3 separate regions of the Homo sapiens genome follow, and all the other regions are linked to region 3. The links are chromatin loops, found by intact Hi-C in ENCODE. Cell type or tissue: OCI-LY7. All regions are shown on one strand.

What was found. A loop is a pair of places that touch in the nucleus more often than their neighbours do. Peaks named below come from ENCODE experiments on the same cell type or tissue, not always from the same donor. Only the 100,000 strongest peaks of a DNase experiment are listed, where the experiment ranks them.
Region 1: it touches region 3 in a loop (6-fold over the local background); 16 of 110 quality-filtered maps call a loop at or near these places.
Region 2: it touches region 3 in a loop (11-fold over the local background); 102 of 110 quality-filtered maps call a loop at or near these places.

The regions. Positions count from the first base shown.
Region 1 is chr2:134,257,854-134,265,853 of GRCh38, forward strand. The region is part of intron 1 of MGAT5 (alpha-1,6-mannosylglycoprotein 6-beta-N-acetylglucosaminyltransferase); the gene reads left to right. Among named protein-coding and RNA genes, the nearest start is that of MGAT5, 7.8 kb to the left of the region's middle. RefSeq lists enhancers at 1,254-1,383, 3,858-3,907. In OCI-LY7, a CTCF peak has its summit at 1,400 (motif pointing left); DNase peaks (open chromatin) are centred at 958, 2,638, 4,198 and 4,988; H3K4me3 peaks cover 4,087 bases; H3K27ac peaks cover 6,067 bases.
Region 2 is chr2:134,114,435-134,122,434 of GRCh38, forward strand. It overlaps a transcript of MGAT5 not described here. Among named protein-coding and RNA genes, the nearest start is that of MIR3679, 8.7 kb to the right of the region's middle. RefSeq lists silencers at 5,692-5,791, 5,812-5,971, 6,022-6,091, 6,322-6,531, 6,782-6,931. In OCI-LY7, CTCF peaks have their summits at 4,017 (motif pointing right) and 4,224; DNase peaks (open chromatin) are centred at 4,017, 5,127, 5,417, 6,567 and 1 weaker place; H3K4me3 peaks cover 3,693 bases; H3K27ac peaks cover 2,308 bases.
Region 3 is chr2:134,408,944-134,416,943 of GRCh38, forward strand. MGAT5 (alpha-1,6-mannosylglycoprotein 6-beta-N-acetylglucosaminyltransferase) reads left to right here. Exons shown (of 16, transcript NM_002410.5): 12 at 3,926-4,072. Among named protein-coding and RNA genes, the nearest start is that of MGAT5, 160 kb to the left of the region's middle. In OCI-LY7, CTCF peaks have their summits at 3,263 and 3,464; DNase peaks (open chromatin) are centred at 2,218, 2,878 and 3,178; H3K4me3 peaks cover 2,836 bases; H3K27ac peaks cover 4,795 bases.

The DNA.
Region 1 (8,000 bases), 150 kb before region 3:
TTGCCATAAATGCAGCCTATGTGCAGTGCATTGCCTACACATCTGCTTTGAGAGTGAAGAGTTGATCCTGTATGGCTAGGATTTGTGTCTGGTTTAAATGAATCCAGCAAAAAGAAGAAAAAAATTCCTTCTTTATCTCATCCCCATATTGGTATAATCAGAGGCTTTTAGGATAAATGGGTATACAGTAGGTATTTGAGGGATTGTAGTAGCTGATTTTAGATGATTGCTGATTTATTAGAATTTCTGGTTAGAGATTCCAAGGCAGCAGGGCTCGGTGAACTATGACCTATGCGCCAAATTCAGGACCTTTGATTGTGTAAATAGTTTTATTGGAACACCTCCACTCCCATTTGTTTGTAACAAATGCAATAACAGATAAACACGGTAATTCCAGTATTTATTTCATAAAACATCTGAAACATTCTGAATCCATCAATCAGCAGTCACCATGGTTATTCTAAATACTCATCTGATCAAGTTCCTTATTGATTCAACTATTTCCCAGGACTCCCATGGTCTAAGGCAGAGTCAGCAAACCATGGCCTACGGGCCAAGTCTTCCTTGGTACCTGTGTTTGTAAAGAAAGCCATGCCCATTTAATTATATGCTGTCTATGGCTGCTTTTGCACTATAGTGGCAGAGTTGAGTAGTTGTCATACAGACTGCAAAGCCTAAATATTTACTGTCTGGTTCTTTACCAAAAATGTTTATCAGTCTCTGACCTAGATAGTCTCTGGGTGAGTCTCTCTCTCTACTGGATTTTGTGTGTGTGTGTGTGTCCCAAGTCTCTTTCACGCCTGTGTTTGGATTCGCTCACGACATCTTCATAAGGTGCACACATAAAATGTAGCATTTCTCTGCCCTCTGAAAATGCTTCTTCTAAGTGGCAGGTCGAGAGTTGTAGTGGTTAGGAGCATGGGTTTGGAGCCAACTGGTTTGTCTTTGCCACATCCTGTCTGCATGGCTTAGGCCCTAGAAGCACAAAACTGCTTTAAAGTGGGGTGTCAGTGCCTCTCACCAAGGACTGTGAGACATGAGCAAAGTGCTGTGTGTCAGGTGCCTGACATTGTGTGCTTGTTGTTGGCTGTTAGTGTGACTTGTGACTAGTACTCAAACAATAATAGAACTTGAAGAGTATCTTCCCTTCCCCAACCCATCCTTGTTTTGGTGATTTGAAAAGAGACTTCTGAACTTCTTTGGGATTTGGCAACTCCAAAGTGATACTCAGAACTCCCGGGCAGCCCGTGTGGAACATTCAGTGCGTTTGTTCTTGGAGTGTGGAGGGCTTTTCTGTGTATTAACTCTGTCAGTCCAGAGAGGAGTGTGTTGGCTTTTGCCTCCCAGGCAAGTGTAGAGCCAGAGCCCTCTGCAGGTCAGCCCCATCTGCATCTCCCAGCCAGTGTGGCAGGGGCCATGCCTGCCAGTGACGTCTCGGGAATTGTGTCATGGATGGTGCCACTCACCCGAGTCAATGCTATTCTTGTTTCTGAGGTGAATTGATCTCTGTCTCCAGCAGCCTGACCCAAATTCTGATCCCTAGTGATCACCTCTTATCTAACAGGACAAACCCGGTCCACTTGTGTTCTCTAATGAACAGTAATGGAAATCTGAGGCAAGGTGACATTTCCCCTTATGGTCCATCCACACGTTGTTAACCCTGGCTTCTCTGGGCTGGGGTACTGTCCTAGAAAAGCTGCCAGCTCAGGCTCAAGCAGCTGTGGGCTCCCAGCTTCTCTCTGCCGACCCCCATCCCACTTTGCCTGCTGCCTGTTTCCTCCTTGACCTCCAGGTTCTGTGTGCCTGTTCTTCCCTACGTTCTGCCTGTCTCCTGGTTCCCTGAGCTTTTTAGTCCTGGACTGGCCCTTTGGCTTCTGTCTTTCAAGCCTGGTCCTTCAGGAAATGTCTGTCATTGGCTGGAATATCCCCCACATTTTGTGCATACAGTGAGAAACAGATGGACAAAGGCCCTGCTCTCATAGATGCTTTGTTATCTTTGGAAGGGAGAAATAATAAGCAAGAGAAAGTCAGATAGCAGTACATTCCAGGAAGAAAAATGGTGATAGGGTTTAAAATATCTGAGGGGCTACTTTGCACTAGAAGGTCACCTCTCTGGAGGTATCTTTTAACCAGAATGACACACGGAGCAGCCAGGTACAGTGGAAAGAGAGAGGTGGAGGCAGAGCATGCCAAGGAGAAGGCACGGCGTATGCTAGGTCCTAAGGCCTACTCCAGGGTAGAAGGGAGGCCACTGTAGCTAGAACGAAGCAAGCAAGCAGTGGCATGGAAGGTGTTGAGGCAGTGAGAAGCCGGCAGCTTATGCAGAGCCCTGTAGGCTATGACTTCTGGTATCAATATGGATGTTCTTATGCAGAAACCAGATGTTGACCTCACCCTATAGTTCACTGCTTTCTCTATGGGAGGAAGGAAGTTTTTTCCTTAAGGAGGCACACACGCCGGTTGGAGAACCAGCATAGGGCTTTTGGTTGCTGGTTGGGGGCAGTGGAGAGGTAACTGCTTTGGACTTCCGATTGGCCCTCATTGGCTTGGGATGCTATGTCTAAGATGTTAATACCATTTAGGGCTGCCGAAGATTGCTCTGAAAGGTTAGCAGCTGCCCTGTGTTGCAGATCCAGATAACGTTCTGAGATTCGAATGAGAGCTTTTGCAAGTGTTTCCTTCCACCTCTCTTGTGAAAAAGGAACAAAAACAGGTTGGATTTCATTAAAGATGCAAGCATGTAAAGGGTTTTTTAGTTTGTTTTGTTTTTCCACTTTTTTTTTGTGTCTCTCTTCCTACAAATAGGGAAATATGGTCAAGGAATAGGAATGGTTTCTTTTTTCTTTTTCTTTTTTTTTTTTTTTTGAGGGCTGGGACTGTTGTGGGATAATGTGGAAAACCACTGTTGCCAAAGTAGAAATCCCCTGCCCTTGAGGGAAATACACTGTTCTTGAAGTGAAAATGGTAGGGAAAAAAATAGCTGGGCTGTTCAGTGTGTCTGAGAAGGCTTTTAGTTACTGTATGGTGACGTGGCTGGTGTGATTAAAGAAAGGGCTTTCTGCTTTAAAAAGCTTGGAACCTAAAAATGGGCCTCTCTGTGGCTTGGGACTTTTCCAGCCATCCTGTGGTAGAGTCCAGCCTGCCCAGTATCCTCATCAAAGCCAGGCCAAGTTCACAAGCACGCCCAGGCCAGTCAAAAGGTCTGAGGAAGACCTCAGAAATGTTTTAGACAGGAGGAGTAAACTCAGAATAAGGGGCTCATTCTTCTACCCCTCAGTCATTAAGACCCTTTCTTTCATGCAGCACCACTACTTCAAGTCTGGATTGAGGAGGGATTGCACGCACATGTGTGAGGTTGGAGTCTCAATCTCAATGTGATTGTCATTGCCATGTTCAAACGATGAGGCTTAGAATGTCCCTTGTCTTACCTGATGGTCATAGCTCTCTATGACCCTCTGCTTCTTCCCAGCTGTGTCCTGGTGCTCTTTTGCTGTCAGAAGTGCTTGAGCAGACCTCTTGCTGCTGTGGACACCCTAAAAAGCTCCGCACCCCCTCAAGTCTACTAAGGCATGGTGGCTCTCTTCTAGGACAAGACTGTTGGGTGGTGGCTGAGCATTCGCCTGTCTTTGAGCGTCTGCATTTGCTCTCCCCCACCCCTTCCTCTCTTCCTTCTTTGTTTGTAAATAAAGTTGGTTAGAACACAGCCATGCGCATTCCATTCTGTTTCAGAGAAGTTAGCCTTCCCTCCTTCACAGGAGGGCCCAAACCCACTGTTACTCTCATTCTTTATAACACTCAAGCTACTTAGCATCAAGTATTTGTTGTATGAGCTGATCATGTGTCTCTCCCACTTACAATGTAAGTTCTGAAAGAGGAGGGACTTTGGTCTGTTTTGTTCCCCACTGTGCCCCAGAGCTTAGTACCTTTTGCCTGGCACATAGTAAGAGCCATGAATGAATAGCAGCAGCCCCTGGTGAAACTCTGTGATGCTCTGTGTGGTACAGTTACAGCTGGGACTCATTTGAAAATCACAGTAATGTTTTTAGTGAAGCAGGAAATGAGAAGAAATTCCCTATGGGCTCTGCATCTAAGAGGCTCCAAGTAGCTCTTATGCATGATCCTAACATGGGAACCATTGTTTATTCTGGAAGGTAGTTAGTGTTTCTGTTGGGCGGATGGAACACATTGTGTTCCTTACTGATGTGTGACCTTGAACAAGTCACCGATCATCTTAAAGCTTACTTCCTCTTTTGTAAAACAGACAATATAATATCATTTAACCTCATAGGCTTGTTGTAAGGATTACAAATGACAAAGTTTATTAAGGCACTTAGATTAATTTAGATTATTCTTGTTCTTTTTTTTTGGTGTTGTTTTTGTTTTATTTTGTTTTGTTTTGTTTTGGAGATAGAGTCTTGCTCTGTCACCAAGGCTGAAGTACAGTAGTGTGATCAGGCTCTAGCAACCTCCCCCTCCCAGACTCAAGCCTTATGCCCACCTCAGCCTCCAGAGTAGCTGGGACTATAGGCATGTGCCACCACACTAGGCTAATTTAAAACAAAAGTTTTTTTCTGAAGATGGAGTCTCACTGTATTGCCCAGGCTGGTCTCAAACTCCTGGCCTCAAGTGATCCTCCCATCTCAGCCTCCAGAGTAGCTGGGACTATAGGCATGTGCCACCACACTAGGCTAATTTAAAACAAAAGTTTTTTTTCTAAAGATGGAATCTCACTGTATTGCCCAGGCTGGTCTCAAACTCCTGGCCTCAAGCGATCCTCCCACCTCAGCCTTCCAAAGTGCTGGGATTACAGGTGTGAGCCACTGTGCCCAACCAGCGCTTAATTAAAATGCATTCATTCCTATTAGTAATCACTAACTCTGGCTTGAATGTACCTGCATCTGTTACCACCCAGGCATAACTGTTCATGTAGATCTGACGTTGTTCATTTGTTTGAACACAGGGCTTCAGCAACCTGTTTATGTAGCTATTCTTAGCATTTACAGGGGTAGAGCCTGACCAGACATGAGAGGAAATATGCTCTGTTTCAGAAGAGGTCAGGCTTGCCACCACCCTACTAAACTAGGAGATGTGGTTGTCATTGCCCTGTTCAAAAGATACAGTTTTCTTCTGTGGGCTGTAAGATAAGCTGGGTATGGCCAAGTTCACCTTTGGATCTAACCAGGGCATTGGTGGTGGTGGTGTTTCTGGCATGGTACAGCAAGCAGGAAGCAGTAGTGTGCGAGGCCACCCTTTCCAAGAAGGTGCGGGCCCTGGCATCAGGTGGGGGACAATGGATAACAATAGGCTTGACCTCTCAGCACTTCTCTGATTCCTTATCTTTTCTATAAAAAAGGCTAAAATTCTTGGTTCCTATTCCCTGCAGCTGGCTACATGTTAGGAAAATTCAAAGAATAGCTTAAGAACTCTATTCAGGTTCCATAAAGCACTTAATATCATCAACAGGCCTAGAAAGGATCTTTTACCAGATTTCGATGCATGGAAACTTCCTCAATAGTAATGACACCCTCTGCAACACCTTAGGAAAAACATTCGCTTCTGGGCACAAGTTCTGGTGAAAGCTTAAATCTGTAGTTCTAACCCAGAAGAGAAGGCTAGTCAGTGTTGCTGAGCATCTGAGCTGCTCTTTGACTTTGGTGATAATTGTTTTATGCCCTTTTCTGTCCAGAATCTGCTGACTGGGACAACTGCAGGGTGGAAGCCACCTTTTTGTCAGTTCAGGAGCAGGCAAATTATCTAACATGTGGCTTTAAAATTCAAATGAGATAAGGCAGTAAGGGTCACTAAGATGTTTCTGGTGGGTATTGCCTTACATGACTTTAGGGTACTGGTGGCACTATCTTTGATTCTTAAGAGTACAATTCATTGTACTATGTATATATATTTAAAATAACACTTAATGCCTTTGTGACTTTGAAAATAATGTGAATTTTTATGTAAAATTAAAGCATATGAGGAAGTATGGAGAAGAATAAAGAATAAATACACTCTTTACCTCTAAATGCAGATCTTACCAGATAAAATTGATTTCCCTTTAGTTCTTTAAAAAAAAAAAGTGATACGTACATGTGTGTATATGTGTATATATGTACATGAATATATGCTTTTTTAAAAATTAAGATACTGCATTTCCTTATGCCATTAGGTTTTTTTTTTTTTTTTTTTTTTGAGATGGAGTTTCACTCTTGTTGCCCAGGCTGAAGTGCAATGGCACGATCTCGGCTCGCCGCAATCTCCGCCTCCCAGGTTCAAGCGATTCTCCTGCCTCAGCCTCCTTAGTAGCTGGGATTACAGGCATGTGCCACCATGCCCAGTTAATTTTGTATTTTTAGTAGAGACGGGGTTTCTCCATGTTGGTCAGGCTGGTCTCAAACTCCCGACCTCAGGTGATCGGTCCCCCTCGGCCTCCCAAAGTGCTGGGATTACAGGCATGAGCCACCGCACCCGGCCAGCCATTAAGTATTTTTGATGACTGTATACTTTTCGTTTTTTATCCATCCACTTAACAAATATTTATTGAACTCCTGATATTAATAGCTAGTGGCTGTAAACAGAGATGACAAGCAGACTTGGTCTCTGCCCTCCCTAAGTTTACAGTCTAGTGATTTATTCTATCTTATGAATGGCTGACATAATGTAATTTAATCTTTTTATTTTGTGTTTGGGTAATTTCCAGTTCTTATCTGTAATAACGCTATTTTATAAATAACACTGCTTTGAATGTCCTTGTACATAATAAATGGACTGTATTTGGGTCATTACTGTAACTCTATTATCTTTCTGTGGAAAGATCACTCTAAAATTAATTTAAAAATATATAATTGATGAAACTTGACATTCCTGACAGTCAATGGAAATAAGAGGTTGAGGTTAATTCTTTTTTCAATAGCACCTTCCTTTCTCATTAACGCCCTGTCTTTGCCAGTTTCTCCAGAGCAGCAAGTGAAGCTGCTCTGTGGCTCTGTTGTTCATGCTCTGCCTCTCGGGCAGCCATGGTGAAAGGGATTTGATTCATGAGCAGGCACAGATGTAAATAATTTTTGGCATTTCAGATGTAAGACCTTGCTCATTGCGTAGTTGGTTCTGTGCCATAGTATCATGGCGGCCGTACCTTCACAGTAGATCTCAACCTTGGCTGTGCCCTAATCCTTGACGGACTCTGCAGATCCGGATTTAGTGTGTTGAAGATGCAACCTGGTAACTGACTGCACAAAGTGAGTCTGATGCACAGCAGGGCTAAGAACCACTGCTTTAGAAGCATGTTCCAGGAAAAATGGGGTGGTGGACAGCATAGCTCCCAAGCATGGCCATTTTTGATAATTCCTCAAATACGGATTGATTTTGATGATCTGGGAAATGAAGGTTTACCACCCAGTCTCACAGCATTAGCTGATAGATCTATAAACCTTATTCCACCAGCAGGGCCCTCCTTTTTACTGAGATCCCATCTCCTTGAATTCCAGAGATGGAGAAAAGTGTGACTTGCAGTTATAGCTCCTTGGCTGTCTGCTCAAGGATGTGTCTGTCAGGCCCTTCCAATCACTTCTTACCCATCAATACCATGGCTTCCTGGAAATGAAAACTTAACAGAAGCTGTCAAATAACCTGTTCCAATGCAGTTTAATCGACCTTACCATTTATCAAAGAATGCTGGCATGATAGAAACCAAAGCCTGCTTTCCCCAGAGAGACATTTTAAATGTTTTTCAACTACTTTGATCTCGTCTTCATCATGTACAGTAAGTTTTAGGAATGCAGAATTGCAGTAGTAATGTTGGGATTAAATTTTTATTGCAAAGGCTTTGAAGCACAAACAAAATTTTAAAAGCTCATTAGTAATTGAAAATGATAATCTTGTTGAGGACGCATTTTATGGCTATAATAACTATAAGACGCAATGAAATATTAAAATATACTAGAATTTGGAGTAATATTTTTCTATTTTTATTAAACTATAGAAATTATTTGTACAGTTGTATTGAA
Region 2 (8,000 bases), 290 kb before region 3:
TGAATATGTTTCTTCTGGGGCATTTTAGAGAACATAGCATTGAGGTAGATAAGTAGGTAACACTTGATACATCTATTAGAGCATTTTCTTAAATTCTTGAATTCTCCCTCCACATAGCAAGGTATCCCTGGCATCTCACTTTCATAAATATAACTTAGCATAGACCTAAAAAGCTCAGACTCTGGAACCAGGTATCTGATTTGAATCCCAGCTGTACCACTTACAAGCTGCATGTGGAAAGTTGTTTAACCTATATATGCCTCAGTTTTCCCTTTTATAAATGAGGATGATACTACCTGTCTCATAGGTTTATTATTATGATTAGATAATTTGATGTATGACAGCACTTTGAAAAGTGCTTGGCACTTAGTAGGGGTTACGTGTATGCCAACTAGCATTATTGTTTACACCAGTCCTCATAAGTCTAGATTTCAGCAGCCAACAAAGCAGATGATTAATACTACTCCCAACTGCCCAAGTGAACACATTGAGTCTAGAACTTTGCTAATGCCTCCATATCAATACATTCAGCCTCATCTAAGGCTATGTTCTTCCTTCCTTGGTCTAGCATTCTCAGAATTTCTCTCCACATGTATTCCCCAGATTTTTGCTTTTATAAATTAGCAGAATCTCACACCTCCTGTGATGGGTAAGTCTTTTCCTTCAGAGTTTGCCTTTCCAATTGGCCTTTTGAGGTGTGCTGGGCTTTCTAGTGAGAGAAAATGAGGAGTATTTGGCACAGGGCATAAAGTTTCAAGGCAACACCCTCAAGCCAGGTCATTAGAGGATCTCAGTCAAAGCAACAAGAACCTCATGACTGCCTTTATTTGGCAAAGGAAGCCAACATAAGGCCTGAGGGGTGTGGAGTACATCAAATTAAGTCATCTAAATTGTCCTATGTAACTCCATGCAATCCTCAGGGTCCTAATGAGTTCTAATCAATGCTTTTGGTTTCAAATAAGAGAGTGGTTAGGCTATGAATGCAAGTGACTTTGTAATTCAGCAATCCAAACGATTAATAGTTGAGTTTTTTTTTCACTTATTTTGGCCTCCACCTGCTAAAAATCAAAAGGTTTTCTGCTTGTCTGTTTCAGAAGTCATAGAAAAGCCCTGGTTTATAGGTACCTTGAGCTGAGAATGTAAGAGTTTCAGCTCATAATTCTCTTTTTTAAAGCTGTTCAGGCTGGGTGCAGTGGCTCATGCCTGTAATCCCAGCACTTTGGGAGGCCAAGGCGGGTGGATCACGAGGTCGGGAGATGGAGACTATCCTGGCTAACATGGTGAAACTCTGTCTCTATTAAAAATACAAAAAATTAGCCAGGCATGGTGGCATGCACCTGTAGTCCCAGCTACTCAGGAGGCTGAGGCAGGAGAATTGCTTGAACCCAGGAGGCAGAGGTTGCAGTGAGCCGAGAGCACGTCACTGCACTCCAACCTGGGTGACAGAGCAAGACTGTCTCAAAAAAAAAAAAAAAGCTATTCAGCTCCATAAAAAACAACCACCTTACTCTCACAGTCTTATTGTGAGAGTCTTTTTCCTAAGTGTTTTTTTGTTGTTGTTTGTTTTTTTTTTTTTTGAGACAGAGTCTTGTTCTGGAATGCAGTGGCCTGATCTCGGCTCACTGCAAGCTCCGCCTCCCAGGTTCATGCCATTCTCCTGTCTCAGCCTCCCAAATAGCTGGGACTACAGGCGCCTGCCACCATGCCCGGCTAATGTTTTGTATTTTTAGTAGAGATGGGGTTTCACCATGTTAGCCAGGATGTTCTCAATTTCCTGACCTTGTGATCCGCCCGCCTCGGCCTCCCAAAGTGCTGGGATTACAGGTGTGAGTCACCGCACCCAGCCTATTCCTAAGTCTTATTGCTCAGTTGTCACTTGGTTACCCAAAAGTTTGATTTCAATGGGTACTTCATTGTAGATGTATACAGTTGATAACAAACTTTTGCCACTGTATACCACAGGCTGCCTGCATCAAAGACCTTTAAAGAAGCCAAGTTTTCAACCCTCAACCTTAATCAGACTAGATAACCTATCCCTGATTTCATCTATTTCCCTTAGGGTCTACGCCTGTTAATTCAAATGTCTGTATCAGTCAGGCTACTTAACCACAAGCAACAGAAAGTTACTGTGACTAATTAAGGAAGATCACTTGAGCCCAGGGGTTCAAGACCAGCCTAGGCAAAATAGAGAGACCCCCATCTCTGTAAAATAATTAAAAAGTTAGCTGGGTATGATGGCCTGCACCTGTAGTCCCAGCTACTTGGGAGGCTGAGGTGGGAGGATCACTTGAGCCTAGAAGGTCGAGGCTGCCAGTGAGCTGTGATCATGCCACTGCACTCCAGCCTGGGCAAAAGAGTGAGAATCTGTCTCAAAAAAAGAGGAAAGAAGAAAGAAGAAGAAGACGGAGGCCAGAGGAATGCACGTAGAAAGAACTCCTAAAATCTGGCAAGGTGAAGATGCTGTCACCTGGATCACTATCTGCCAGGCATCACAGCTTACATCATCCACATTATGGCATCAGCCACTGGGCACTACCACTAGCAATGCTGCCCTAAAAATTTGGTCAGCACCTTTACCATCAGAGGTTTTACCTTGTACCAAGATTACATAGTGGATAATTCCTCAAGCCATTAGAGCTCAGGTCCAGGGCAGAAAAACAATTTCATTTGTTTATTTCACAGACACCAGTTCCAAGACTGAACCACATGGGTCTCAGCTTTATAAGGTTTACATACATAATTGTTATTTTGTTGCTATAATTTTCATGCAATTTGAATAGGTCAAGAAACCTGGTCTATGTAGGGTACCTTAAATATCCCCTTTAATATTTACTGTATTATTCACAGTACTTTCTGCATGGATCTTCCTTTCTTCCTGGTTATCTGGGGTGAGAAGCATGGTGTAATAGAAAGGTTCTGGGCTTTGGAGTCAGGCAAACTTTGGATTCAATCCTGGCTGTGATCCTTATCAACAGTGCCTATCTGTAAGTATATTACTTACCTTTACTAAGTCTTGGCTTCTTTTTCTATGAAATACGTATAGTAAAATCTACTCCATGAATTGTTAAAATGTAATTCACATACAGCTTAGTAAGAGATGCTGAGAAACAATATATAGTTGGCCCTCTGTAAGCATGGATTTGGAGGATCCTAAATCCTCAGATTCAATCAATCACAGATCGAAATCCGCAGATATGGAGGGCTGACTATACTTGATTATATGTAAAAAGCTGTGTTTACTATGCTTATAATTGAGCAATTATTTAAAGTACTATATATGTGACAGACAAATGAAAAGAAATGAAGCAATACAGTTAGAGTAGACTTAGCAATACCAACAAACACTGTTGCATTGTTGTGAAATAGTCCTAAATATCTTTCTTTTTCTAACCTGACACCCATTGTTTGCAAGTGGTGAAAATGCTAAAAATGAATCTCTGTTCACCAGGAATGCACGACCTTGGCCATCAGCTGCCAGGGCTTTCACTATTGAAATCCTGCTATGTTATTTTCTTCCTAAGCTTGTAATGAACGGTCTCTTGAGAGGATGTGATGAAATATACAGCTGCATCCTAATAAGCATCCTTATGTCCATAAACAGTATCCTTTAGCAATTAATAATAAAAATTGTAATCTTAACTGTGGGGAAAACAACTTAGATAGTATTACTTTTTCTTAAACGCATGGCAAGTATATGATTTATATAAATAAATAGACTATGTAATACAAATATGGAAAATGTATATTTGTGTATACAAACGAATTTACTTAATTTCTCTATATACACATATACTTTTTATAAAAAATATCCTGAAACAAAAACCATCTGTAATATCCTCTATAGCAGTGGGTTCATAAAGTTGAAATGATTGATGCCTTTCAGAAATCTCTAGGCAACCAGGTGGTATCATTATTAACCACCCGTGGGAACTTGACTTCAAATCCAATCTATTATGATTAGAATCTACATGATCTGTATCCAGTACAGCAAGTCCCGGCCACCAGATGTCACCATTCTTCTATTTCCCTCCTGGTGCTTGGGGAGAGCTAAAGATACTATTTTCTCTCAAGGGACTGAGGGAAATACGTGCCTCAGAACATTACTGGGATTTCACCAAAAGGTCTTTTCTTAGTCATCCTGGCCTTGCAGATTTCCCTGTGGTTTTTGAGTATCTTGACTCGACAGTTTCTAACAGCTGAGGAGCCAAGTGGCTGATAATTTGGGGCTTATCTGGTCAGGAAGTGCTAGAGCCATTTCCTCCAGCTAAACTTGAAGACAGGATTGACATAAGGTGCCCAAAGCCCAGAGCTTGCTCAGTGCAGGAGAGGCTATGGATATGCCCTATTAAAAGGTCCTGGGGTCAGGAGACCTCAACCAGCTATGAGCTCACTTACAAAATGAAGGAAAGGGACTGAATCATTCCTAGGGTCTAAAAATTCCATGATCCTCGTTTGTAAATGCCTCTGGTGGGGAGGGTGCGTAGTAGGGTGGGGGCGAGCTAAGTCCAAGAAATAAGACCCCAGAGAGGACAACGAAGTAGGGGTGAAGTCCTGCAGGGCAGATGAGGGGAAACTGAACATGAATCCTTATGAGGTCTGGATGTAGTGACTGGTTATGGGGTCTGGAAATTGCTGGGGTTATGGTCTTGTGGATTCTACCACTAGCTCAATAGCCCACTCTTCCTCCATTCCAGATACTACTTAACAAGAAACTATAATGCTTATCGATGTAAATGTATGGCATTCTCTCTCCTGGGGCTTGGTTGGATTTAATCTCTCATGTCAGTCAATGTTCTTTGTGGTGCCTTCAGGGCACGGGATGTGTTTTATTTGTGAATTTACAACAGTGCAGTTTTCAGCTAGCTCGTCCAGAGTGTTCCTAAAATCCGGGAGTGGGAGCAGGGCAGAGAAGAAAGAATGGATTTCATTTATAAGTGCCACATATCCCTAAGTATTTCACATATATTTCATATCATCTTCACAATAACCTCATGAAGCAGCATTTGTTATGCTCATAAAGATGAATTCAAATGGTTAAGTGGCTTGCCCAAGGTCACAAAAACCAAATGGCAGTATACCTACTGCTTTGTGTAATGCGTTCTACGAAAGAGGAAACTGAGCCTCAGGGCGTTTTGTTAAAGTTGCCTGCACCTCTAAGATGGTTGAGACCACAGTCTCCCCATCAGTGGGCTTCGCTGCTGGAAGGCCCCTTGTCCTTTGGGGCTTGGACTGCACCACTCCGGAGGATGCATCGTCATATCAATATTTGCACACTGCCCCTGACCTTGTTAGGATATTATTTATGGCCGCGATCAGAAGGTCCCGCTCGCTCCTTTCTCTCCCCTTGGGCTGCGGAACAGAGTGGCTGGGAGAAGTCCTCCTAGACAGGGTTGAGAGTTTGCCGACGGCCCCTGAGAAGCTGGGGCGTTCCGAATTGGCTGAGCGCGCGGCCGGGGGCGGGGAGTTTGCCAAACGTCCCCGGCCGGAATTTCTGCCTTCTAGAGCCGCGAGCCCAGAAGCGGGGAGAAGTTGGTGAGGTTGGCTAGGGGAAGGTTGCCAGAAATTGAGGACGGACTCCCGCCCTGGTCGACTGAGCTCCCACAGGAGCGCCTCTGCTGCGTCTCGGGGCTGAGTGTGGACGCGCCGCGCGCGGCCCCGCCAGGGCTGGTAGTTTGCAGACCGTCCCTGCCGCGGCCCGCTCGGCGGCGGCCCTGCGGCTCCCGCGGCGGCGGCCCCGGGCGCGATCCAGCCCAGGTAGCCGCGCCGCAGGCTCGGGGCGTCGCGACCTCGCGCCTCGGGCCGCGTGGGCACGGCGGCCGGCGGGTGCTCCCGGCTGCTGCTGCTGCCCAACAAGGAGGTAAGAGCTGCCGGATCCGGGTGATCGCGTCGGAGGGAGCTCGTCATCCCCGCGGGGTGATGCGCGCAGAGGGGACCGCGGGGGGCACGGGGAACCAGGCGCGGGCGAGGAGAGCCCGCACCGGGGTCGGCGCGGTCGGGGGCTTCCTTCCGTCGCTCCTCTGCCGCCTGCGTGGGTGCCCCGGCCCCGGCCGCTCTGCAGGACGCCGGAGTGGAGCCGGGAGACGCGCCTTGAGAAGCCCACCTGCCCCGGGCAGCCCCTCCCAGGGGAGGCTGAACCCCCCCCGCCCCGTGACGAGGGGGCTTGTTGGCATTCCTAGGGACAGTCCAAAGGAAGCTCTGGTTGCGCGGGCTGGAGGCGAGCGGCGGGGGATGGCAGATGGGCGCTCGGACCGCGGAGGAGCCCGGTGGGGGTCACGCCGCAGGCGTGGGCCGGGCCGGGCCGGGGTCCTCGGGACCCAGGCGCACTGGGCGGGCTCGGCCAGGGGCCAGTGGGGAGGAAGGAAGAAGGAGGGAGGCTGGCCCCGAGCCCCTAGGGAGGAGGGATGCGGCGGGCTGGCGCTCCGGGCCAGAGGATCCAGGAGGCCCGGGGGCGCCCCGGCTGTTAGGGGACGGCCCGCGGGTCCGTGATCCCGCCGGCGCGCTCAGCCCTGCTGCCGGGTCTGGGAGGCTGCAGGGAGCGCAGAGCCCACACCCGCGCACACACTCCCCGAGAGCATGCTCAGTGCGGCCCTGGGAACTTCCTGCCGAGTCGTGAGCCGCCCCGGCCCACTCCCGGCCCTCAGCTCGCAAAGTTGGGGGCGGCGGGGCTAGGGAGACGTGGGCGCCGCTCTCGCCTGTGGCTCTTTCGCGCCCCTGGCCCCTGCCTCGCCTCAGTTGAGCTACGCGCACTGCTCTCCCCGGCTGCCCTCACAGCCGGGATTGGGGGCGTGGGTGTTAGCCCCTGCTCCCCGTGGCGGGGTGGCCAGAGGCCTGGAGCGCGGCTCTCAGCCTGGTGGACCCGCGCGCGGTGCGCCCGCTTGGTGCCCGGACCTGGCGCGGCGAGCAGGCAGGGTGCAAGGGGGTGTGTGAGCCCAGGGACGCTCGCGCATACACTTGCTGTCACACACAAAGCCGCGGTTTTGTAGCCGCCGCGCGGAAGAGCCGAAGAGGGAAGGGGGTGGCGCTTGCATTGTCCAGAGGCGTTTGGAGCGCAGAGGGGGTGCTTGGCTCCTCAGGGCTGCGGGAACCGGGCGATGTGGATGGATTTGGTATAGGGCCCGGCCCTCCTGGGACCGACTGCCAGGCCTGGCCCCGGGCGGCCGCCGCTATCTGCACCTGGCTCTGGCGGCCCAGTTAGGGAAGATGAGTACTTCTGGGTCTGTGACGTTGGGAAGGGGCAAACTCAGTTGTGTGTGGGGTTCGGGTGGATGGCAACATCGCACTTGTAAACATACCCAGACCAAAGTGTTAGAGGTATCTCATTCTAAGGAGATGCGAGTGGGAAGCTGGGTCGTTGAACTGACCCCCACCCCCAGTTTATTGTCAGGACCTGATCAACTTGGTTTTTACTCCAAGAGACTCCCCAGCGTTAATCTCTGTGTCATGCACATCCTAAGCCTTACGGCTGCATCAGAACTCCCTTGTCTGTACCGAGAAAATCACTGAACAGTTTTTCATGAAGGGCAAAGCATCTGAGATTTGTGGTGAATGAATTTTCACCCTCCTCCCCCCGTCCTCACTGCTTTCCTATAAATTATTTTTGTTGCTATTGTTCAGGGCTGAGATGGGCATCCTCAGATTTATCTGGCAGTAAAGATTAGAGCAAAGCTCTCCTGTCTTTTTTTTTTTAAAGATGGAGTTTTGCTCTTGTTGCCCAGGCTGGAGTGCAATGGTGCGATCTCGGCTCACTGCAGCCTCAGCTTTCCGGGTTCAAGAGATTCTCCTGCCTCAACCTCTCAAGTAGCTGGGATTACAGGCGCCCGTCACCACACCCGGCTAATTTTTAATTTTTAGTAGAGACGAGGTTTCACCATATTGGCCAGGCTGGTCGCGAACTCCTGACCTCCGGTGATCCAGCTGCCTCGGCCTCCCAAAGTGCTGGGATTACAGGCGTGACCCACCGTGCCCGGCCTAGCGCAAAGCTCTCCTTTCTAGAGAGCTTT
Region 3 (8,000 bases):
TGGCAGTCACTGTAAACCATATCATCTCTTATCTCTCTCTTCTGATGAATATCCCTCCCCGTTTTTTAGTGCAGATACTTTATGAAACAATGAGAACTCATAAATATACATGCAGGTGCTGAACATCTTGTAAAAACCCACAAACATAACTCCTGCACACGTAAACTCCGTCTAAATGATATAAGGCCATGATATGCAGCTGTGTGAAGTTGCATATGGATTTGAACTTGAGTGACTGATTATCCAGCACTTACTAAGTGCCAAGACTTGGAATGAATCCTTTCCATGTACTATCTCATGTAATCCTCACAGCAACCCCATGAAATAAAGCACTATTGTTTTACCCATTTTACACATGAAAACTCTGAGGTTTAGCAAGCTTGTTACCCGGACTAAGGTCCTATAAATAGAATAGATTATAAATGGGCCTTAACTAATCCATAGACAGAAGCACCTAGCAGTGTGTCACAGTGACTGACCTGGGAAATGATGGAGCTAGACCTTGAAGCCTAATCTGTCTCCAGAACCTGCGCTGTTAATTACCACATTGTTCTGGGCACTTTGTGCCAATAATGGATTCATCAATTCATTTGATGAACCGGGGGTGATTCATTGCTCAGTTTCCCTCTAGAGTCACCATGCCAACTTCGCTAATTAAAACTGGCCAGAAAAGTATGTGTTGTGTGTGTGTTTCCTATTTATGATTATCCTCAATGTTCCCCATCAAGAGTGAAACTGACCAAGCCCATGGATAAGAACCCCCTTTATCCATGTTTAAAGATTCTTTAAGTACTCCACTTAGCAGTTTAAAACAATTGTTTCTTCTTTCACAGAGTGGGAAAAATCTGGGTGGTTTTACTGGACCCTTTGTGAATGTGTAGGAACGTCCCAATCCTATACTGTGAAGAAAACGTATGGTGCCTCATCTGTTCTCTCTGCTTAGCATTAGTTCAGAAATTTAATCCTAGATCCCACAATCCCTCTGTGTAGAAATACTCATTGATGGAGCTGGAGTTGCAGCCATGGAGATATTTTGTCATCTGGAATATCCTCATTAGATTCTGGGCTTCTGAAGGCAAGGTGAAGTATAAGTAAAATATGGCCAGTTTTCTCCAGCAGAGTTAAGCCTTGGCACTTATGTACATTCTTGCAGTGTCTCTTGCCTCCTTGCTAAGGAAATCGGTTAAGTAGGCAGAATAGCAGGAGATTAGGGGAAAAGCAATTCAGTGTGGTTAAGGTGCCAATGTGTGGCAAGACCATAAGTGCAAGGAAGTTTACAGAGTGCTGTTTGGTGGTGATGAACTCTCTCCGCCTGTTGTGTTTTCATTCAAACCTCAGATGTGCTATTTGACCTTAATACATCTGCTCCATTGTAATATCACAGGTAATAAGCACACAGGAAGCAAGAAAAAAATTGCTTATTGACTGAAGTGACAAAAAACTGTTATTTTGGTGTTTCCAAGTAATGTATTTCCTACAATCCTAATTGTGTGACAGAAAAACTCATTGCCAGGAAATTATGTTGTATTTGCTTAGGCTTCATTCTAAACATATGAGGCTTTGGGAGAGTTAATAAAGTTTTTATTTTATGTGTACTGAGATATTCTGGTGCCCACAGGGCAGAAGAGATGGTTCATATTGTTGTTCAGATATAATTAAACCTAGGTCACATTCAAGTCCATTAAGCAACAGCCTCAAATCCTTTTAATTAATGGATTCAGATTGATCTAAAGAAGCTAATTAAATTTTTCCCAAGATTTTCTATTTAAATAGACAAACATTGTGCTGCTTGCATTTCCTCCAAAGCTGTTCTTTGAAATTTAGAGTTGATGAAGGTATCCACACTTCATGGCAGGCCCTGATTTTCAGAGGTCAGGAGGCACTGTGGGTTCTCTGACTAAACCTGCAGAAATCCTGATCTGCGTCTTCTGGCACTTTTCTCCTCAGTCAGAAAGATCTGGACTCCCTGTGCTATCTTATGCCCAACCACGGCCTGACAGAGGTCATTTGTTTTCCACTGGAGAGCCGGCACATCCTCTCCAAAGTCTGATAGGAGAGGGCAAATCAGAGATCACAAGTCTGGTAGATAACAACCCTGGATTCTTCATATTCCATAAAGCTGGGATGTCGTGGGACTAGTACATTCCCACTGTTTCCTTCCATTTCATCTGCAGCAGTCAGATCTCCCCCACCCCTGAGCCACATGTCCAGGCCACACCCTATAGTTAGAAGTTCTCTCTGACAATCTCGTTTCTGTTAGCTGTATAATAAGAGTAAGATGCAGAGCAGGAGCTTCCTAATGGTAGTAGAGCTTTCCCTTTATCCTACAGCTTCCAGGCTCCTGGCTACCATGTTTTCCTCACCACCATCACCCCCACCCGTGATCTCTGGTGGTTCTGCTGCCCAAGGGGGAAATGACCCAGCCAGCATTAGGGGCTCTGCTGGCCTCTAAAGCTTCTTTTCTTCCCAGCTCCCTGCCCTGTGGACATCTCTGGCATTGTGATCACGCAGTTTTCAGGAAACGAAAATTTATTCTTTCAAAAAACCAAAAAGATTGAGTACCCTATTCTGTTCAAAACAAAAGTAAATAGGTCCAGAAAACCTGAGATGTTAGTGCTGTGCCCCAGAATTCCTTCAGGAGCTACCTGGTTCTCCAGTATGTCACCCATGGGCTGTGCTCAGGGTTGGCCTGACACATGCAGCCCGGCAGCTTGGGCCTGGCACCCTCCAGCTGAACCTTTCTAAACGATCATTCAATTAGAGCAGCTGCTAAGAGAGGAAAGCTGGTGAGAAGGAGGGGATTGCTGTGAAAAGACCGAGGGAAAAACAGAACCAAGCTTGCAGCTAAATCTAGTTGAGCCATCTCCTTCATTCTCAACACCTGGCCTTGTGGTTGGGTGATGCTCTGTGATGGCAGAAGGTAAGGACGCCCTGGGGCCCAGTTATCTTTTCTCACTTAATGTGCCCCTGGGGGCTGAAACAGAACAGGCTTTTATGTGGGTAGAGAGGACACAGCTTCGTCAAGCCCAGACCTGGACCCTGCCCATCAACAACCTGCAGTGCTCCAGCAGTGTGAAGTACACCCACTGTGATGGTACGTGCCGAGGCATTTCTGTGAGCAGTTATTTCATTTTTGGACCCAGGAAATCAGCACCACTGAACTGCAGCTTGTCCCCTTTGTCATCGTGGCTTCCAGCTGCTGTGGTTGCTCTGAGGACTGAGAGCAAGTTGTTGCTGCCATCTATGGTCTGTCTTGGGGGAAGCACATGGTTTGCCTGCTGGAGAGGGAAGCAGCTGCCTTGCAGATTCAGCAACACAGCACCCTCTCTCCCCTCTGAGGGGAAAATCAACACCAAGATGTTGGTGTCCCCAGTGTAAACCCCATTATGAAAACCTGTGTTTACTGACCTACCATCATTTTAAAGCAGTTCCGTTTGAACTGCAATCAAACCTCCAAGTGACCTTTCTGTCCCTCCGCCCAGCATTCCTGAAAGGGCCTGTTGTTTCTTTGGTTCAATGAAGAAACCTTCTGTGTAGTTAAGCAAGTGTTTTTCCAGTCATGTCTCCTGGTGAGTTACAGAAGGATTATTGTTGGGTCTTGGTGGTGGTGGTGGTTGTTTTTCTTTTAATACTCCATCCTCCCTACCCCGTGGATACCCCTAGACACTTAATTTTTTAGTTCCTTGGTGGAGGAGAGCATAGTGAGTTGAGCAGCTTTGTGGGGACTTTAAAAGTTCGTAGTTTTTCAGATCCTGGTGTAAGCTGAATTCTCTCTGCCCCACCCCCCAGGGCCTGGGAGCCTTCCAAAGTGAGGTGTCCACACGGGAATGGGCCACAGAATCGCCGCCTGCAAGCTAGGAATGCCCGTCCTGCCTGATGGTCCTGCCTGATGTGTTCATACGCTGTGTGGTTTTCTGTCTTACAGTTGTTTGTTGGACTTGGGTTCCCTTACGAGGGCCCAGCTCCCCTGGAAGCTATCGCAAATGGATGTGCTTTTCTGAATCCCAAGTTCAACCCACCCAAAAGCAGCAAAAACACAGACTTTTTCATTGGCAAGCCAACTCTGAGAGAGGTAAGCATCTATCAAAATTATTCCATTTTGAATAATATGAATAATAGCTATTTATTGAGTGCTCATGTAGGTATTAACTTCATCTAACATGATTGGGTGGGAGGGTGAGGGTATAGAGGCTCAGAGAGGCAAATGACCTGATCACATCACCTTGCAAGTTAGGGGCAGGATTTGAATCTACTTCTGCCTTCACCAAGTAAGGGATCTTGACACTCTACCCCCACTCTAGCTTACTGTAAACTCAGACAATCTAGCCTCTGATTATAGCTGAACTCTGGTTTCCTGAATGTTTGAAGTTTAGGGAGTGAGATCAACTGGTTAGCAGATACTTGTGAAGAATCTGCTCCCCATGATGGGCTTTGGAGAATAAAAAGTGGGCTGTGGGAGTTTTCAAAGAGCCATCAGCCTCAGGATACCATATGTATCATGGATAACTGAAGTAATGTGACTGATTTTTTTCACCCACCATCCCAAGAAGTAATCCTACCATTGCTAGAACCATTTGCAGAAGCCTCATTTGAATTGCCTTCAGAGATCCTGTTGAAAATCTGCAGTGTGTGATGAATCACCATTGAGGGTAGTTGGATTTGATTTAGGGCAATAAACAAAAGTCTTTTACAGCTACGTGTGAGTGATCAAGCTGGGTGTTTCTTCATCTGGTCAGAAATAGGTGTGTGCAAGAAACCATAAGATTGATTTTCTGATTATTTCTATGTAGTTAGTAGTAAGTGACTCTGCAGGCAGCTTATGAAGGGAAGTCATAGCAGCATCCTTGTCATTCAGGGCCTTTGGCTGGGGGATTACATTGATTAGCATCCGTCCCATGGCATATCAATGTAGAAGGACAGTTTATAAAACATATATTTTTCAGTTCTACTTTTAAACCCCTTCTGAGTCATTTTCTCTCCCAAATAGTATATAAGATGCATTTTCAATGGTTATTTTTTATTGATCAGTCAGAAACCTTGACAATTTATAGAACTGATTACTTTGAGAGTTATTTTTCTCTGACCCTTCCTGTCATTGGTGAAATAGCCAAAGGAGATAGAAGTTCAATAAGATCTATGTTTATCTATAAAAGGTTAATCCGTGGCCCAGATAACCTTTGACAAGGGTTGTGCACACACTTGTGTGTGTGTGTGTGGTTTTTTTTTTTTTTCCTTCTGCTAGAATAATAAATTTGAATTCTTCATTTGGGGAGTGGTTTTGTATTAAGAGGTCAGTTTGTTCATTTATAAGTCGGCAATACTTAATGTACATCTGTGTGCTAGGTGCTGTAGGAAGTGCTAGGACACAGAGACTGGGGACATTCAGTCTGCCGTGAACCTATTCTTTTGAAAAGTTTAAAAAGATGCTGCCCAGCAGTGAAAATATCTCAGTTTAGGAATCTCTGCTTTAGCATGTGACTGACTTCTTTGAAACTTTGGAGTTTGGCGGGGGGAAAGAAACTAGTAAATCATCCCTCGGGTTTTTTGTTTATTTTTGACAAAAAATATGCTTAAGGTGTACACCTTGATGTTTTGATAAATATACACATTGTGAGATAGTCATTACAATCAAGCTAATCCATCACCTTACATATTAAATAGATATTTTTTTCATGGTAAAAACACTTAAGATCTCCTTTTTTGGCAAATTTCAAGTATGCAATACAGTATTGTTAACTATGGTCATAATGCTGCACACTAGTTCTCCAGAACTTAATCAACTTGTATAACTGAGACTTTGACCAACATCTCCCCATATCCCCACGCACCAGTCTCTGGGAATCACGAATGTATTCTCTGCTCTGCGAGTTCAACCATTTTACTGTGAGTTGAACTGTGAGTTCAGCTAGGCTGGTCTGCATGTGGGATCATGCAGAATTTTCCTTCTGTGCCTGGCTTATTTTACTTAGCATAATATTTTCCACATTCATCCATGTTGCCGCCAGTGATGGGATTTCCTTCTTTTGCAGGCTAAATATTTCATATACACATAATTTGTTTATCTATTCATCCACTGAAGGCCACTTAGTTTGTTTCCATATCTTGGCTATTATGAATAATGCTGCAGTGTACATGCGAGTGCAGATACTGCTTTAACATACTGATTTTAACTGCTTTGGATATATACCCAGCAGTGGGATTGCTGGATTATGTGGAGTTCTATTTCTTATTTTTTGAGAAACCTCCATTTTCTTTTTCATTTATGGCTGTAACACATTACATTTTCACCAGCAGGGTACCAAGCTTCCCTTTTTACCACATTCTTGCCAGACACTTGTTATCTTTTGTCTTTTTGATAAAAGCCATTTTAACAAGCATGAGGTGATATCTCCTTGTGGTTTCAATGTGCATCTCCCTGATGATGAAAGATGTTGAGCACCTTTTCATATGTTTGTTTGCCTTGTGTATGTCTTCTTTCGAGAAATGTCTTCAGGTTATTTGCGTATATTTTAATTTGATTGGTTGGGTTTTTTCCGCAGTTGAGTTGTAGGAGTTCCTTATATACTTTGGGAATTAACCGCTTATTAAATATGTGGTTTGCAAATATTTTCTCCCATTCCATAGGTTGCCTTTTCACTCTATTGATTGTTTCCTTTGCTGTGCAGAAGCTCTTTAGTTTGATGCAATCTCAGTTGCCTGTTTTTGCTTTTGTTGCCTGTGCTTTTAGTATCATACCCAAACATCATTGCCCAGACTAGTGTCAAGAAGCTTTTGCACTTTTTTTTTCCTCGTAGTTGTGCTGTTTCAGGTCTTATATTGAAGTCTAATCAATTTTGAATTCATTTTTATAGATAGTGTGAGATAAAGATTTGATTTCATTCTTATGCTTGTGGAAATCAAGTTTTCCAAATATTATTTATTGATGACACTGTGCTTCTCCATTGTGTATTCTTGTCAGCGTCGTTGGGAATCAGTTCTTTTCTGGTTTCTCTGTTCTGTTCCATTGGTCTGTATGTCTGTTTTTATGCCAAAATCACCTGTACATTTGAAATTAGCTCTAGGAAATCTCTAAAGTTCTACTTCTGCCCAAATTGTAGATATTATTTTTCCATGTTTTATGCCCAAATTGTAGATATTAATTTTCCATGTTTGTTTAACATTTGAGATAAAGTATATACAACATAAAACTTACCATTTATCGTTAAAGTTTTTAACCATTTTTAAGTGTACAATTCACTGGCATTAAGTATATTTGCAATATTGTGCAACCATCACTGCTATCCATTTCCAGAACTTGTTCATCATTCTAAACAGAAATTCTGCACACGTTAAACACTAACTCCCCATTCTCCCCACTTCTCAACCCCTGGTAAACCTCTCTTCTACTTTGTGTCTCTGTGAATTTGCCTATTCTAGGTACCTCATATAAGTGGAACCATATAATGTCTGTCCTTTTGTGTCTGGCTCACCAACTTAGCATGTTTTCAAGGTTTGTTCATGTTGTAGCCTGTTTCAGAATCTCATTCCTTACTTTTTTTTTTTGGAGACCGGGTCTTGCTCTGCCACCCAGGCTGGAGGAGTGCAATGGTGTGATCATGGCTCACTGCAGTCTCAAACTCCTGGGCTCTAGTGATATTTCTTCCTCAGCCTCCTGAGTAGCTGGGACTACAGTTGTGTGCCACGACACCTCGCTACTCTTTTTATATTTGGTAGAGATGGGATCTCACTGTATTAACTAGGCTGATCTTGAACTCCTGGACTAAAGCGACCCTTCCAAGTAGCTTAGGATTACAGACACACCCCACCACACCCAGCTAATTAATTTTTTTTTTTTTTTTTTTGCAGAAACAAAGGTCTTACTATGTTGCTTAGGCTGGTCTCCAACTCCTGGGATCAAGTGATCCCCCCCACCTCAGCCTCCCAAAGTGCTGGGATTACAGCATGAGTCACCATGCCTGGCCTATGTCACTCCTTTTTATGAAAAAAATATATATATTTCA